Regions from separate parts of the Mus musculus genome. Here region 2 is linked to region 1. Evidence: chromatin loops called from intact Hi-C (ENCODE). Cell type or tissue: heart. All regions are shown on one strand.

Region 1 (8,000 bases):
TCTCCAAAGGGAAATCAATTTAATAAAAGCCTCAATTAGATTTTGATACCAAGCCAGCTGTTCAGGGACAATACTATTTCTTCCACACTCAGAATCACTGTGAGAAACTACTCCAAGGCTTGGCAGATAGAAATAAAATGTGGTGCAGCCTTTGTCAAATGTGAAGAACATCCAGGCAGTTACCGGCCACCTACCTATGGGTAGATTGTAAACAATGAAATCACACTACCAAAATGAACTATTCTTACCCGTGATGAATTGACTGGAATTGAGAAAATTCCACTTTTGGTTTTTCTTTATTGTGGACTGGGATAGAGACAATTTCTCTATACTGTAGGCAGTCCTGGAACTCGAGATCCGCCTGCCTCTGCACACACCAGCTGCTGGAAAAGCTTAATGTTTGCAATCTTGATCACAACTTATTATATTTGCTAGGTTGATATTAACTTGTAACCACAGTTACTAGCTTACAACTTCTAGTGGAAATAATCTGCCCTAAATAGGCCCCACTACATCCAGTGTTCAACCTTCACCATCCCCAAATCCATACTGTAGATCCAACAGAAAGTGAAACCTCTTCCAACAAGTTTATCTGGTCTTCTGAAAATATAACCCTGGATTCAATTTTCACAATGTGGGTTATAGTTGATCTCACTTGTCTACGCACAAAACAGGGTTGAAACGTGCTCTTCCTACGTATTTCTAAGCAAAATCCAGCTCTAAAGTTTGTACTCATCAAATTCCCAAGCAAGCCATCACGTCATCGAACCAGAAGATGCCATCATAAAGCTGTAGATTCTGTCTCGTGCACCAACACATGCAGGACTCGTTTCAGGACTCCCTTTTACCCTTTACAGGGTCTTACACACAGGACACCACATAGCACAAACACTATATATTTAGTCCCTTAAGCAGATAATACAAAGAAAGTACACCAGAAACAAGATGTGCCATCACCTGTAATTTTCAATTATTGCACTTTAACTTCTACATTTTCACAGAACACTCATGACAATCTGTAGACTACTTTTAACAAATAACACCTATAAGCAGAAACGGCTGTCCCAAATTGTTTATTGGATATGAATTTTACAAATATCACATGTATTAGCGGTAACGGTGGAGCTGGAAGAGTATTGCGCCTTCTCCAGGCCGCACGGCGGGAACCACCACGGCGTGGTGGAACTTGTGGCCCTGGCTCTTTCGGCCGGCAGATCTCTCTGCTTGTGGACTGGTTTGGTGATCCACTGGGTGTCTGGATTTCTTCTGATAGCTTTATGGAATGGATCAATGAGGATAACCTCAAAAAATGTATATGTGGAATCTTCACCAACCCAGTAGGAATTCAGGACTCCCAAAGCCTCACAATGGCGCCCAGCTCTCTCCTCAGCAACAGACTGAAGGCTTCCGGCAAGTTTCAGCCGGTTAACACCATGGTGGACAGGCTTGCCGTAAGTTGCATCCTTAGGAACCCGACGTTTGCGACCACCATGGCGGACACGAATCCTGTAAATGACAGCCTTGCTTAGCCTTGTACCCCAGTCTTCGAGCTTTCTCGGGCCCGGTGGGGTGGGGAGCCCTGTGCAGTGCAGAGGGCTGGCGGTGTTGCCAGCAGCGGACCCTCGACCTGCATCAGGGCATCACGGCTTCTGCCTCCATAGCTTTTGGATGTATTTGTATGCACCCATCTTGCCTCACCAGATGGCTGCCGCCAGACGAAAGGCAGCTTTAATTTTCCAATGCCTACTGTTAATGACGGTTCTTAAATGGTTTAACCTTTTTATGATACAGGGGAAGTGCCCTTGTGTAGAAATGATTCTTAGGAATTCCCTTCTGCAATTCCGTTCACAGGTCAGCAGCGGCGGCTCTATCCACTAGCAAACACTTCACGAACATAGCAGCATTCTAGTGCCGTAGATTCGGGATGGCAAATTCAAATTAGCAGTGGTGGCATGACCTGGCAGAAATTGCCAGGCCTCGGCAGGAGGTAGCAGGAGGAACCAGGACCATCAGGGATTTCAGGAGAAGTTCTCGGCAGTGCCTCTCTCAGCAAAGCAGAGATCAAAAAGCATTGCAAAGTCAGCTATGGGAGTGAGCCCCTCTCACTGTCCACTGAGTCCTATTTGTACACCTTCCAAACATCACGTGTCCTTTACAGGTCTTGCCTCACCACGTGTCTTGCCTCAGCACGTGAGTCTGACGTAGCCAAACTCCAAGTGAGTCTGAATCAGCCGACATCACTCTGCCAATCGGCCCGAGTCTACAGAAGTGGCAAGAAGCTGCCTAACATTACCAGGAGCGCAACAACACATGTAAGGCAGACCAATACATGCGTGTTGTTAGCAAAGAATCCTTCATCATGAGTCTTTTCATGTGCTTGCTCAGCGAAATGTTCCTTCTTGACTCTGCCGTAGCAAAACAGCCTTTCACCTGTGTCTGCTTCAGTGAAACATTCTTTGACATAATGGACTTTCCAAAGAAACCACGAGGTTCCACTTTAACACCCAGCCTGATGGCATGTTGGAGGCTGAGCTCAGGGTTTCATACACTAGGCTAGCCCTCTACCAGCTGAGGCACATCCCCAGACTTCTTGCCTCCACCTTTGGCTTTTGAGACAAGGTCTCATTATGTCTCCTTAGAACTCAACATATAGACTCTGTCGGACCCGTATTTGTGGTGATTCTCTGGCCCCCACTTCCCAGGTATTGGGATTATAGGTATGTGTCACCACACCCAACTAATTTTGTGGGTTCCTTCTTTTCTTTCAAAACATCTTTTGTTTTCTCTCTCTCTCTCTCTGTATGTGCGCGCGCACACGTGAAAGAGATCCAAGGATTTAGAGCCAAGAGATGGATAGAGTCAGTGCAGGCCACACCCCATGCTGATGTGTTCTACTTTACATTTTAAGACACCTTTCTCAGTACTGTCCTCCCACTGTTAACATCCTCTGGATGCATAGCCCTCCCAATTCAACTTCGAGTTCCCAGGACAAATCTCCAAGCGTACCTGAACTTACCCTGTACTGGATGGAGTCGGGACATCTGGGAGCAGAGAATGATGGTCCTGCAGCCTGGAGGTCAGAGCCCACTGTGCTCAGGTCAGGCTAGCCCACAGCAGTTGGAGCCCAGTCACAATATCCCTGCTACCGCCCAAACATGAGCTGTAGTTCTCCGAATAAACACGAGGGGGCGACATTGGAACATACAATTAATACTCAGACTTCTTTTCCCCAGAGCTTTACGTTACTTTTGCAGACTGGTTTCCATCCTTGTCTCAGCAGATCTGGATCTCCCTCCCAGGAGCTCGCTTTGACTTACTGGCTCCTTCTCATGTCTTCGAGGAATTCCTTCTGTTAGGGTCATAACTCATGAAGATGATAAGGTGGCCACAGGGGAAAGAGTGAGAAAGTGACTAGAGATACACCCCGAACCATCAGACTTGAGCCACACTCAGCCAGCACAGGATGCTGGGAAGTCTCTCTGAAACCCACAATAGCCTTTTTAGGACACACCTACACACCCAGGTGGAGGAGAAGGTGGGAAATCCAGGAGGCAGAAAGAACTCTGGATAAAGCCAGGTAATGGAGATTCTCCCAGAAAGATGAGAGGGGACAGACACATGGTACCTGAGCATGGGTAAGCAGCCTCATGGTAGAATGTAGATTAGAGTAAATGGGTTATAGTAAGTTATGATCTAGTTAAAAAAAAGAAGGAAAGAAAGAAAGAAAGAAAGAAAGGAAGGAAGGAAGGAAGGAAGAAAGAAAGAAAGAAAGAAAGGGAGGGAGGGAGGGAGGGAGGGAGGGAGAGAGAGAGAGAGAGAGAGAGAGAGAGAGAGAGAGAGAGAGAGAGAGAGAGAGAGAAAGAAAGAAAGAAAGAAAGAAAGAAAGAAAGAAAGAAAGAAAGAAAGAAAGGAAGAGCCTAGCTGTATGGCCAAGGTGTCTGTAAATATATTTTGAGTCTGAGCCTTATTTCTGGAGCATGGGGCATAATGTCTACCCTTGTCTGTTGGTGAGAGTGGGGTGTCATTGTGTTGGGTCAATCTGTGGCTTTAGATCAGAGAGCATTTCTTTTGTGAAAGTCAGTGCTCCCAAGTTTGGTGCGTCAATATATGGAACTGTAATGTCCTCGTGGTGGAACTGTCCTTTGCCTTACAGAAGTTTTACAATTTCATGAGGTCTGATTTACTAATTGTTGATCTTAATGCCTGAGCCTTTGGTGTTCTGTTCAGGACGTTGTCTTCTGTACCAGTGCGTTCAAGGCATTCCCCACTTTCTTTTCTATCAGATTTGGTGTTTCCGGTTTCAGGTTGAAGTCTGTGGTCCACTTATACTTGAGTTTTGTGCAGGGTGATTGTTGCTGTAGTAGATTAATCTGCTCTACTCTCCCCAGCGGCAGCAGTGCGAGTTCCTTGCTATTTGCCCCAATACTCTGGATTCTTGAATGAAACACACACACACACACACACACACACACACACACACACACACACACACACACACACAGCCTTATATTTAATATGCCTTAAATAGTTCAATGGCTGGACCACTTCCAAACTTCCATGTTGCTAATGCCTCCCCTCTGATACACCTGAGTTATTACTTACTAAAATCTATATCCATCTTTGCTATTCTAGACCTGTTCTTCCTGGCCCTTACATGAATGAGTGTATGTTTTCCCTTTGGCAGCTCTCAAGCTTGGATCTTAATCTTCCCCGGCAGAGCAGTTCTCCTTCTTCCTTGTCCCCTTGCCTGCGAATCCTAAAGTCTCGCCTCTATCTCCTTGCCCACCCATTGGCTGCTGGCAACTTTATTTACCAATCAGAACCAGCCGGGGGCAGAGACCCTCAGTGTCTCACCTGTGGGTGCCATTTTGGGAACCCACAGTGCAAGCGTAAAACCAAATCCACAACAGGTGATCAATGTTGATCTATCTGCATTCTTCTACGTGCAGATATCCAGTTAGACAAGCACCATTTGTTGAAGATGCTTTCTTTCCATTGTATGATTTTGACTTCTTTGTCAAAACAAGTGTCAGTAGGTGTGTGGATTCATTTTAAGGTTATCAGTTTGGTTCCATTTATCAACCTGTCTCTATACCAATAGCATACAGGTTTTATTACTATTACTCTGTAGTACAGCTTTAGGTCAGGGATGGTGATTCCTCCAGTTGTTTTATTGTTCATGATTGTTTTAGCTATCCTGGGTTTTTTGCTTTTCCATATGAAGTTGAGAATTTGTCTTTCAAGGTTTGTAAAGGCTTGTGTTGGAGTTTTGGTGGGAATTGCATTGAATCTATAGATTGCTTTTGGCAAGATGGCCATTTGCACTGTTAATCCTACCTATCCATGAGCATGGGAGGGCTTTCCATCCTCTGAGATCTTCCTCAACTTCTTTCTTTAGAGACTTGAAGTTATTGTCATACAGGTCTTTCACCCACTTGGTTAGATTACTCCCAAGATATTTTATATTATTTGTGGCTGTTGTGAAGTGTTGTCTCCCTATCTTCTCAGCCCATTTATCATTTGGATAAAAAAGGGTTATTGATTTCTTTGAGTTAATTTTATATTTAGCCACTTTGCTGAAGTATTACCAGCTGTAGGAGTGTTCTCTGGTAGGTTTTTTTTGGGGGGGGGGTTGCTTATGTATACTATCATATCATCTGCAAATAGTGATATTGTGACTTCTTCCTTTCTAACCTGTATCCCCTTGATCTCCTTTAGTTGTCTTAGTGATGTGGCTGGGACTACCCTGAAGAGATAGGAAGAGAAGCTAGAACTTCAGCTATATTGAAAACACAGGGAGAGAGTGGGCAGCCTTGTATTGTCCCTGGTTTTAGTGGAATTGCTTTGAGTTTCTCTCCATTTAATTTGAGGTTGGTTATTATTGGCTTGCTGTATATTGCTTTTATTGTGTTTATGTATGCACCCCACATCCCTGATCTCTCCCAGACTTTTACCATGAAGGGATACTGGATTTTGTCAAAGGCTTTTCAGCGTCCAATGAGATGATCATGTTTTTTTTTTTTTTCTCCTTTCTTTCAGTTTGCTTATATGGTAGATTAAGTTGATATATTTACAGATATCAAACCACTCCTGCATCCCTGAGGTGAATCTGGCTTTATCATAGTGAACGATGTCTTTGGTGTGTTCTTGCATTCGGTTTACGAGTATTTTATTGAGTATTTTTGCATTTCATAAGGGAAACTGGTTTGAAACGCTCTTTCTTAGTTAGGTTTTTGTGGGGTTTAGGTGGCTGTGGCCTCATAGAATGAGTTTGGTAATGTTCCTTCTGCTTCTGTTTTGTGGAATAGTTTTAGGAGTATTGGGATCAGCTCTCCTTTGAAATCATGGTCGAGTTCTGTGCTAAAACCATCTAGCCAGTGGCTTTTTTTCAGTTGGGAGTCTTTTAATGACTGCTTCTATTTCCTTAGGGGTTATAGGACTATTTAGATAGTTTACTTGATCTTGATTTAACTTTTGTAAATGGTATCTGTCTAGAAAAATCATCCATTTCATTTAAATTTTCAAAGTTTGTGGACCACAGGCTTTTGAAGTAAGATTTAATGATTCTTTGAAAATCCTCAGTGTCCATTATATCTCCCTTTTCATATCTTATTTTGTTGATTTGAATACTGTATCTCTGCCTTTTAATTAGTTTGGCCAAGGGTTTGTCTATCTTGTTGATTTTCTCAAAGAACCAGCTCTTCCTTTTGTTGATTCTTTGTATTTTTCTCTTTGTTTCTAATTGACTGATTTCAGACCTGAGTTTGATTATTTCCTGCCATCTATTCTTCTTGAGCGCATTTGCTTCTTTTTTCTCTAGACCTTTCAGGTGCATTTCTTTCTTTCTTTCTTTTTTCTTTCTTTCTTTCTTTCTTTCTTTCTTTCTTTCTTTCTTTCTTTCTTTCTTTCTTTCTTTCTTTCTTTCTTTCTTTCTTGAGACAGGGTTTCTCTGTGTAGCCCTGGCTGTCCTGGAACTCACTCTGTAGACCAGGCTGGCCTCGAACTCAGAAATCTGCCTGCCTCTGCCTCCCAAGTGCTGGGATTAAAGGTGTGCGCCACCACACCCAGCATCAGGTGCACTTTTAAATTGTTAGTACAAGGACTGCCTAATTTCTTTATGAGGGCACTCTTAGTGCTATGAACTTTCCTCTTAGCACTGCTTTAATGCTGTCCCATAAGTTTGGGTTATGTTGTGCCTTCATTTTCATTGTATTTTGGAAGGTATTTAACTTCTTTTTTCTTTTCTGACCCACTGGTCATTGATTGGAGAGTTGTTCAATTTCCATGAGTGTGTAGGGTTTCTGTTGTATCTCTTGTTGTTGAAGTCCAGCTTTAATCCATGGTAGTCTGATAGGATACATGGGGTTATTTCAGTTTTCTTGTATCTTGCTTTGTGACTGACAAATATTGCTTGTTTCTAGCTATTGACTTTCTGCTTAACATTGAAAACATATACAGGGCCAGGTGGTGGTGGCGCATGCCTTTAATCCCAGCACTCGGGAGGCAGAGGCAGACAGATTTCTGAGTTCGAGGCCAGTCTGGTCTACAGAGTGAGTTCCAGGACAGCCAGGGCTACAAAGAGAAACCCTGTCTCGGGGGAAAAAGAAAAAGAAAAAAAGAAAACATACAGGAAGTTAAATAAGGCTTATTTCTGTAACTAAGTAAATTAGTCCCCAACATGACTATAAGCTTGATTATTTATAGATGGTTATTAACTTCCATTTCTTAATTATCATTAACAGTTTTACAATAGTAGTTTTCATAAAACTAGAACTTTACATTTTCAAATGAGTTGCATACTCACATATAACTTACACAAGAGTTGAATCATATACAATGTATGGTATAGCGAATATAGCATTAAGTTTTTATCATCATACAAAAATCCCCATCAATCTAAAGTGTTTGAGGGCTTTTGCTTTACTCGTCTAAAAGGAGGTACAATAACATGCCTTTCTTTGTTCTTTTTCATCCCCTTATGTCCTGATTTACTCATCTTC
Region 2 (8,000 bases), 110 kb after region 1:
AAGCCAAAGGTTCAATTAATGCTCTCCTAGGTACTGGATCTGATTTCTTTCCACCTACAGCTGAAGTTAATCTTTAAAAATTCAAGTGAATGTTTCCTTTGGACCTTGTTTAACCAAGGTTCAAGTCTTTTTGCTGTTTCTTCAACCTTGTTCCAGGCATTTAAGCCTGCCGCTGCCATGCAACACAATTCCAAGGTTTCTTCATCATATACGATCTGCATCCCTTCCTCAGCATATTGACCGTCTGCTGGTATTTAGAAATAGTAGTACCTCCGGCTCTATATTTCTGTGCTATCTCCTTAGCTGCTTTTCTCCACCATGAAAGCCACTGTAACTGTGGCTCAGGTTCTAATACCGATCTTCTTACAAAGTTCCAGTCTAGGGGGATTATTCTATTTTGATCATCAAAGAAGACAAGCTATGTTTTATGAATGGTGAGTGTATCCAAAAGTTAGTAACATTTTCTATAATTTTTTAAAAATCCAGCATATTCTTTATAAATGTGTGGCCTCTGTTGCATACTAACTAGATAAGCCAAACTTTGTTTTCTAATAACCTTTGGTTGGCTTTCTTTTTATCTTCTATCTCTATCTGAGTATTTTTTTGTTTGTTTGTTTGTTTGTTTTGTTTTGTTTTTTGTTTGTTTGTTTGTTTTTCAAGAGAGGCTTTTCTCTGTGTAGCCTTGGCTGTCCTGGAACTCACTCTGTAGACCAGGCTGGCCTCGAACTCAGAAATCCACCTGTCTCTGCCTCCCAAGTACTGGGATTAAAGGCATGTACCACCACTGCCCAGCTTTTTCTTATTTTTACTTATTAATATTCTAAGCTCCTTTTTAAGGTCTGTGTCCATATTTCATACCTCTCTTGTGCTTGTATCTCTGCCATCCTACCATTTTGTTCAACCTGACTTATAGTAATTTTGTAACTTCTTTAAGGCTTGTCTTCATGTTTCATTTCTCTCTGTGTGTTGTTCATTTTTACCTATAAATTTTTGTACCTTCCTTTCTAAGCCTTGCTTCCATATTTTTCCATATTTTGTATCTCTGATATTTTAGTAGCTTCTTTATTTTGATTTATTAATTTTAGTATCATTTCCTCTAAACCTTGCCTTCATGTTTCTCTGTCTCTGTCTCTGTCTCTGTCTCTCTCTGTCTCTCTCTCTCTCTGCGCTTCAGTCTGACCAATTTTTCTTCCAAGGCCTGTCTCATTCTTCCAAATTTCTCTCTTTCACCTTCACTTTTAATTATAAAATTTTCTATAACTTTTTCCTAAGGCTCTTTGTTTTAAGAAGGTACAGAAAACCATTATGAGTCTCAAGAGTTAAGAAGAAGGAAGAGGGGGGCCTCTGTGTCCACATCCCCTGAGGTACCAGCCACATGACAGTATAGTATAGAAAAGAGTTTATTCAGGACATGAGACGAGTTGTGGGAGTAGAGACAGAGAAAGGCAGAGAGAGAGGGGGGAGAGAGAGAGAGAGAGGAGAGGCGTGTTGTGAGCATGCACGTGGAGAGAAAGGGGGGAGGACAATGGGGAAAGAGAGGAAGAGGGTAAGGGAGCAGGAGTATGAGGAGAAGAGCAAGAGAGAGAGGAGGGGCAAGCAGCCCCCTTTATAGTGAGTCAGGCATACCTGGCTGTTGCCATGTAACTGTGGCATGGAGCCTAGACAAAATGCCAACAGCTCCCTCATCACATCCAGATCTCTCCTCCAATCTAGGAAGTTGTCAGACCTTGGAGTTCTCTCCTCTAGCCAGCATGAGTCAGGCCAAGATGAGTCCCCTCAGCTGGGTCTAACAAGTTGGTATTGCCCCACCTCAGATAAGCTTTTAGCCCAAGAGAACAGCTCCATCAGCCTCCCACCTACACCTAGATAAGAACTGCTTCCTTCTCCACTGCCACCCCGAGGCTCCAGTAAAAAAGCCAGGATTTGTTGGTTGTTGTTGTTGCAGCTTCTCTTGGGGTATTATTGTTCTTCTCTGGCAGGCACCTTGCTGTACTTTGAGAGCTCTGTTCTATAAGCCCTGAGCAATTGGCCTTTGAGAAGCTGTAGATGCTAGGTAACTGCTGTTGTGTGCATAGCAGGAGTCTCTTCTGCAGTCCTGTGCTTGATTCCTCCCTTTGCAGCATGCAGATCACTCAGTATCTCTCCAATGGGAGCAAAATGCCTAGTTCCATGCCAGCTGTTAGCCTAAATCTATATCGAGCTGGACTGTTACCCACAGTCCCTAGCATGTAGAAGGTGGGTCATAGCCGGTTGCAGCTCTGTCTCCCATGTGCAATCCCACCCAGTGCTCTCCCAACCCCAGGACACAGCAAGCGGCTCTCGACCTTGTAGCTCTGCAGGATCTCTGCCTTCTCTGCTTTCTACCCTTTTTCTGCTTTCTATTCTCTTGTCTAATATTCTGAACATGGATTTTAAAGGTATGGATAATATATTCCATGTTGGGCACCAAATGAACTGGCAAGTTTAAAAGTTGTCTAGTCTTTTGCCTTCTATTCATTCTCCTTCAGGAATTGTTATGCACAGAAAAGATATTGTAGAGTGCATATTCTTAGCACACACACAGAGTAAGAAATTAAAGACCTATGTAGAAAGGTTTCTGAATTGATTCTGAAAGGAAAAATGAGAGTTCATCAGTTAGCAAAAAAATAGACCCAGCAAAAATTGTGGTACTGTGGGGCTGGAGAGATGGCTCAGCAGTTAAGAACACTGACTGCCCTTCCAGAGGTCCTGAGTTCAATTTCCAGCAATCTCATGGTGGCTCACAACCATGGGTAACAGGATTTGATGCCCTCTTCTGTTGTGTCTGAAGACAGTGGCAGTGTACCCACATACATTTAAAAATAAAAATCAAATAACAGTTAATAGGAAACAGGTTGTAGACCTGTTTATAAATAGTTCTTTGGGGTTATTCCAATCTTCATCGTCAGCAATCCAGTCCACTAGAACAACACCAGCATGTATCAGCAGCAGCAGCAGTCCACTAGAACAACACCAGCATGTATCAGCAGCAGCAGCAGTCCACTAGAACAACACCAGCATGTATCAGCAGCAGCAGCAGTCCACTAGAACAACACCAGCATGTATCAGCAGCAGCAGCAGTCCACTAGAACAACACCAGCATGTATCAGCAGCAGCAGCAGTCCACTAGAACAACACCAGCATGTATCAGCAGCAGCAGTCCAGTCCACCTGGCAATAACCACTCACAACTCAGCAATGGCAGTTCAATTCAGAAGAAACCACATGGCTCCACCTATTGGCCTGAGTCTGCAGAGTCAGCAAGTAGCCAAAGGAATATCACAAGAAGTTCTTCAGCAAGTTACTCTCTACCAAGTTACAGCAAGTGAACATTAGCAACGTGATGCAAGGCAAACCAACACCAGAGCCTCCTCCCACTCTCTGTGGGGTCATATTTACATTATTTCTAAACATCACAGGCCCTCTCCTGTGTCTGCTTCAGCAAAACATCCTTTCACCTGTATGCACCTGCAAAACAGCAGATAACATAACTGAGTTTCCTAAGAACCAGAAATTTCCACTTCATAGATGTCTCAATGTTGCAGAGGCATCTCAGGTGACTGTTCAACACCAGCTGTCTCTGTCATATCTACAGTTTTGGAAGCTGCTTGCTCTGAACTTCCTGTTTACTCAGGTAAAATGTATCTTTCTCACGTCTTTGGTGGGAATGAAGACTATATAGTTATAGTCTAAAAGTTTCCTTGTTATCACATTCAGAAAGTTAAAACTCACAAAAGAGGTTCACGTTTATAAACATATAAAGTTTAAGTTGTGCAGGATCTAAGAGGATGTTTTAAAGGTTGATAAAAACAAGTTATAACTGTTGAAATGTCAAAGATGTTTAAAGATGGCAGATGCAAGCTGTAAAGGTCAGAGAATCTGAAAGCTTTAATAGTGATAGAAAGTGACTTAGGTGCAGAGCTTTGGACTCACCAAAATAGGATCAATAGTGGAGCACTTTCTCCAAAGTTGCCAGGTAAAAAGGACTGGACATTTGTGAATGTAATTCTTACCTGATAATTGTTCTTATTATATATCATCTATTGATTTGAGAGAAAGACCCTTTATTTGTCTAAAAGGGGAAGATGTTGGGATAATGTCTTGTGTAAAGGTTACCTTTGTATTATTCCAATGTTGATTTCTGTGGCAAAGATTTGAGTACAGGCCAACCTTGTTATTGTTATTTTTATGAAACTTTACCTGTCTAAGTGTTTTGTAAACATTCTTCTCCATCCTTCTGATTGGTTTACTAAAGAGCTGAATATCCTATAGCAAAGAGGAGAGGACAGGAGAGGGGAGGGGAGCGGAGGGGGAGGGCAGGATGGGGCGGGGCGAGGCGAGGCAAGGAGAGGAGAGACATCTGTCAGAGATTAAAAACTGTGGGAAAGAATCAGGCACAGGGGATTGGCCAGCAAGATGCAGAGGGAGAAACAGACGCTGGGACTGATTGGCTAAGAGAGAGGTAATGAGCCATGTGGATTAGGATAAATAAGTAAATTGAAGCTATACAAGCTGGTTGGGAACAAGCCTAAGCTAAGGCCAAGCTTTCATAATCACAAAAAGTCTCCATTCATTACCTTGGCAGCCAGTGGGTCAAACCAGTCCAGTGATGATATTACCAAAAGTGATCCAGTGCAATCCCCATCAAATTCCAAAAACACAAAAGCATATCTGTGAAGAGAAATAGAAAACACTACATTCACTCAGAAGCACAAGGTCCCAAATGGCTAAAGCAACCACGAGCAGAAGGGGGAGTGCATAGGAGTCACCATATTTAGGTCAAATATACTAAGAGCAAACATAACAAAGCAATATGGGACTGGCAAGAAAAGGGACATTCAAAACAGCGCAGCAGGACATAGGACCTAAAGTTGAACAGGATTTCCATCTTGCCTTACACTGGTCATTAGTCTGCTGGCCATGGACTCTCTCAGCCTATAGACAACTCTGTGAGGTGTTTTCTTGATTTGTAATTGATGTGGAAGGACCCAGCCCTCTAGGAGTAATGCCACCCCTGAGTATGTGGCCTCAAGTTGTATTAAAAAGCAGTTTGAACAAGCCTTGGGAGCAAGCCAGGAAGCAACAGTCTTCCAGGGACTCTGCTTCAGTTTCTGCTATGACTTCCTTTCAAAATGGACTTTATATATATATATATATATATATATATATATTGTATATTGTAAGACAAAAGAATTCCTTCTTACCCTAGTTGCTTTGCTCGTGGTGTTTATCACAGCAATAGAAAGCAAACTAAGTCACCTAGTTTCCAACAGTCCCAATATCTACAGACATCTCCCACAAGCCTGCTCTAAAATTGTCTTCTTCTCATGTCTCTGAGGATATTACTTTGCCTCCTGGCCATCACTCACCAGAAGAGACCAGGTGATTATAGGGGAGTCACCTAGACAGATGACAAAGCTGTCCCAGAAAGGTCAAGAGGACATGAACAGACCCCAGACACAGCTCAGCCCACACAGGCAGGTAGCATCTCTCCCTGAGACTATTCATAGGATGATGAGGTCCACATTCTCTCTTAGGTCACACAAGTCCCATCCTCCTGCACATCTAGGACACAAATCTTCTAAGATAACTGTTCCTGGGCTTCCATTCCTGGATCAGAACCTAACTGGTGACACCAGTGACAATGGTTCCATCCCCTCCCCAGTCATCACTCCACTGGCCCCTTTCCAGACCTCACAGACAATCTCTGTCACTTTCCTGCTGGGAGTAAATCCCACTTCCCAGAGCATTGAGATTGCTCAATGGGCAGACTGGGCTCAGCAGGGTTTCTGTATCACAAGAGGGAATAAACCACAGGGTTTAGGAAGGACAGGGGCTCCCTCTGATGCTGGCAGGGCCAGGGCCAGGACATGGCAGAGGTTAGCCCTGGGGTAACCTGGTCTCGAAAATCAAGTGATCCTGATTAACATTCCTACTCAAAGTGTGTTCTAGAGGACTGGGCCATGAAGACAGAAGGGCAGAAAGGACTGGAAGGCCACACTGAGAGCAGAAGAGGTTAGGGACTCAGCCCGTGTGTCTCTGGGTGCTGCTGCTGCCTGTCTGAAAGTTCAGCTTCAAGGAAGGACAAGAGGCCTGGCACCAGAGCAGCAAGGCACGGAAGCAGTGCGGGAGCTGAAGCGCTTCTCCACAGAGAGAGGACAGAGCAGGCAGAAGAGACCATGCTGTTCAACCTCATGGTGCAATAGGGTAATGTCCTTAAGCAGGGAGTCCTGCTCACTAGTGTCCACTTGAGGAAAACTCCTTCCTGTGTGCGCCCCAGCGCAATACCATCCAACACAATGGACTCTCTAAGGAGCCCTTAAGTGTCCACTTCACACATGCAGCAGGGTGGGAAGCAGTGACTAAGGAATGGGGTTGTGTATGACCAAAGTATATTTTCACGTGGGTGTGGAGTTGTCAAATAATTAAAGTACTTTCAAAAAAGTAAGTGGCTCCAATCCTCTTCACTATTTGAAGAAAACAGAAAAAAAAAAAAAAAACTTAGAACACAAAAGTGCCTCCACCGACCCTCATTCGAAACCTGGGGGGGTGGGGGGGGGAGGGGAGGGGAGGACAAGAGCAAGCAAGCTGGTCTACCTCCCAAAGGCTTAATGTTCTGGAAACTATTAAACACTTTCAAATGTGAAAAATTAAATTGCTTTTAAGTTTTAGAAGAATTTGCATTAAAAAACAATAGTTGGTTTTGTGAATGAATACTGGCCCTCATGCTTTAGTCAAGTTTACTTAAGTCTTCTGGATAACTTTATGTCAACTTGACACAGGCTATAGTCATGTCAGAGAAGGGAGCTCCAATTGAGAAAATGCATTCTTAAGATACAGCTGTAGGCAACCCTGTAGGGAACTTTTTAAATTATTGATCCATGAGGGAGGGCCCAGACCATTGTGGTTGCTGCTGTCCCTGGGCTGGTGGTCCTGGGTTCTATAGGAAAGCAGGGTAAGCAAGCCAGTAAGCAGCCCCCCTCCATGGCCTCTGCATCAGCTCCTGCCTCCAGGCTCCTTCCCTATTTAAGATCCTGTCCTGCCTTCCTTTGATGATGAGCAGTAAGTAATAGGGAGGTGTAAACCAAATAAACCCTTCGGACCCAAAGTTCCCTCTGATCATGATGTTTCATCACAGCGACAGTAACCCTCAGACAGCAAGTTTGTGAATTAAATCTACAAACGGAAATGAGAATATGCAGAGCAGGAAAACATTTATAAACTATACTCACAACAAATAACTGGTACAACTCAGAAAAAGCCCAATACCTAGTTATCATGGAAATACAAATTAAACAGCTGTGAGATACCAGCCCACCCCAGTTAGAATAGCTATAATCAAAGTAACTGATAACAAATGTTGGGAGAGGTGTTGGTGGCTTTTTAATAAGTGTTTGGTTTTCTCTTTACCCGGGTAGCAGCTCCCGAATAATAGACTGGAGTATTATATTTATTTAAAGGTTTAAGGGCACAACTGAGCAGTATGAACCTATTTTAATCCTCTAAGCTAATCTGGTGGCCTCCCAGCCCAAATCCCCAAGATCCTTGCATTTTATGGCTTTCTCTGCTCCAGCTGTTTCTCCATCATGTCTCATGGACTCTCTCCCCTTGGCTAATCTCTCTTCCTCCTCTCTGTTTCTCTCCCTTCCTTCCTCCCTCTTTCCCTCCCTCCCCTGGATGGGAGGAAGTCCAGTCCTATTCTATAAACCCTGCTCAGTCATTAGCTGATCAGCTTTTATTGACAAATCAGAGAATAAATGGGGACCAATGCTTACACAGCCCTGAAGCAGGAGACACAGTATAGATAGTTACCTGGCAAAGGGGCACAGAAATCAGCATTATACAAGGTTAATATTTAAACAATATGCAATAACATTATGCCTACAGAGAGAGTGTGGGGGGGAAGAGAAACACACACTCATTGCTGGTGGGTGTGCAAATTAATAGCCATTATACAAAGCTGTGTGGAAGTCTCTTAAAAAA

Evidence for each region. Hi-C counts contacts between places; a loop is a spot of excess contacts. Peaks named below come from ENCODE experiments on the same cell type or tissue, not always from the same donor. Only the 100,000 strongest peaks of a DNase experiment are listed, where the experiment ranks them.
Region 2: it touches region 1 in a loop (7-fold over the local background); 35 of 42 quality-filtered maps call a loop at or near these places.

The regions. Positions count from the first base shown.
Region 1 is chr7:25,595,012-25,603,011 of GRCm38, reverse strand. It overlaps Gm51473 (a long non-coding RNA gene), which reads left to right and starts at 749. Exons shown (of 2, transcript XR_003946731.1): 1 at 749-1,451; 2 at 2,159-2,350. It also overlaps the pseudogene Gm4607. In heart, a CTCF peak has its summit at 3,179 (motif pointing right); a DNase peak (open chromatin) is centred at 3,171.
Region 2 is chr7:25,481,651-25,489,650 of GRCm38, reverse strand. All of the region lies in intron 4 of 4732471J01Rik (RIKEN cDNA 4732471J01 gene), which reads right to left. It overlaps Gm38967 (a long non-coding RNA gene), which reads left to right and starts at 2,810. Exons shown (of 2, transcript XR_881898.3): 1 at 2,810-3,651; 2 at 5,960-6,465. In heart, a CTCF peak has its summit at 3,267 (motif pointing left); no DNase peak of the experiment used is centred here.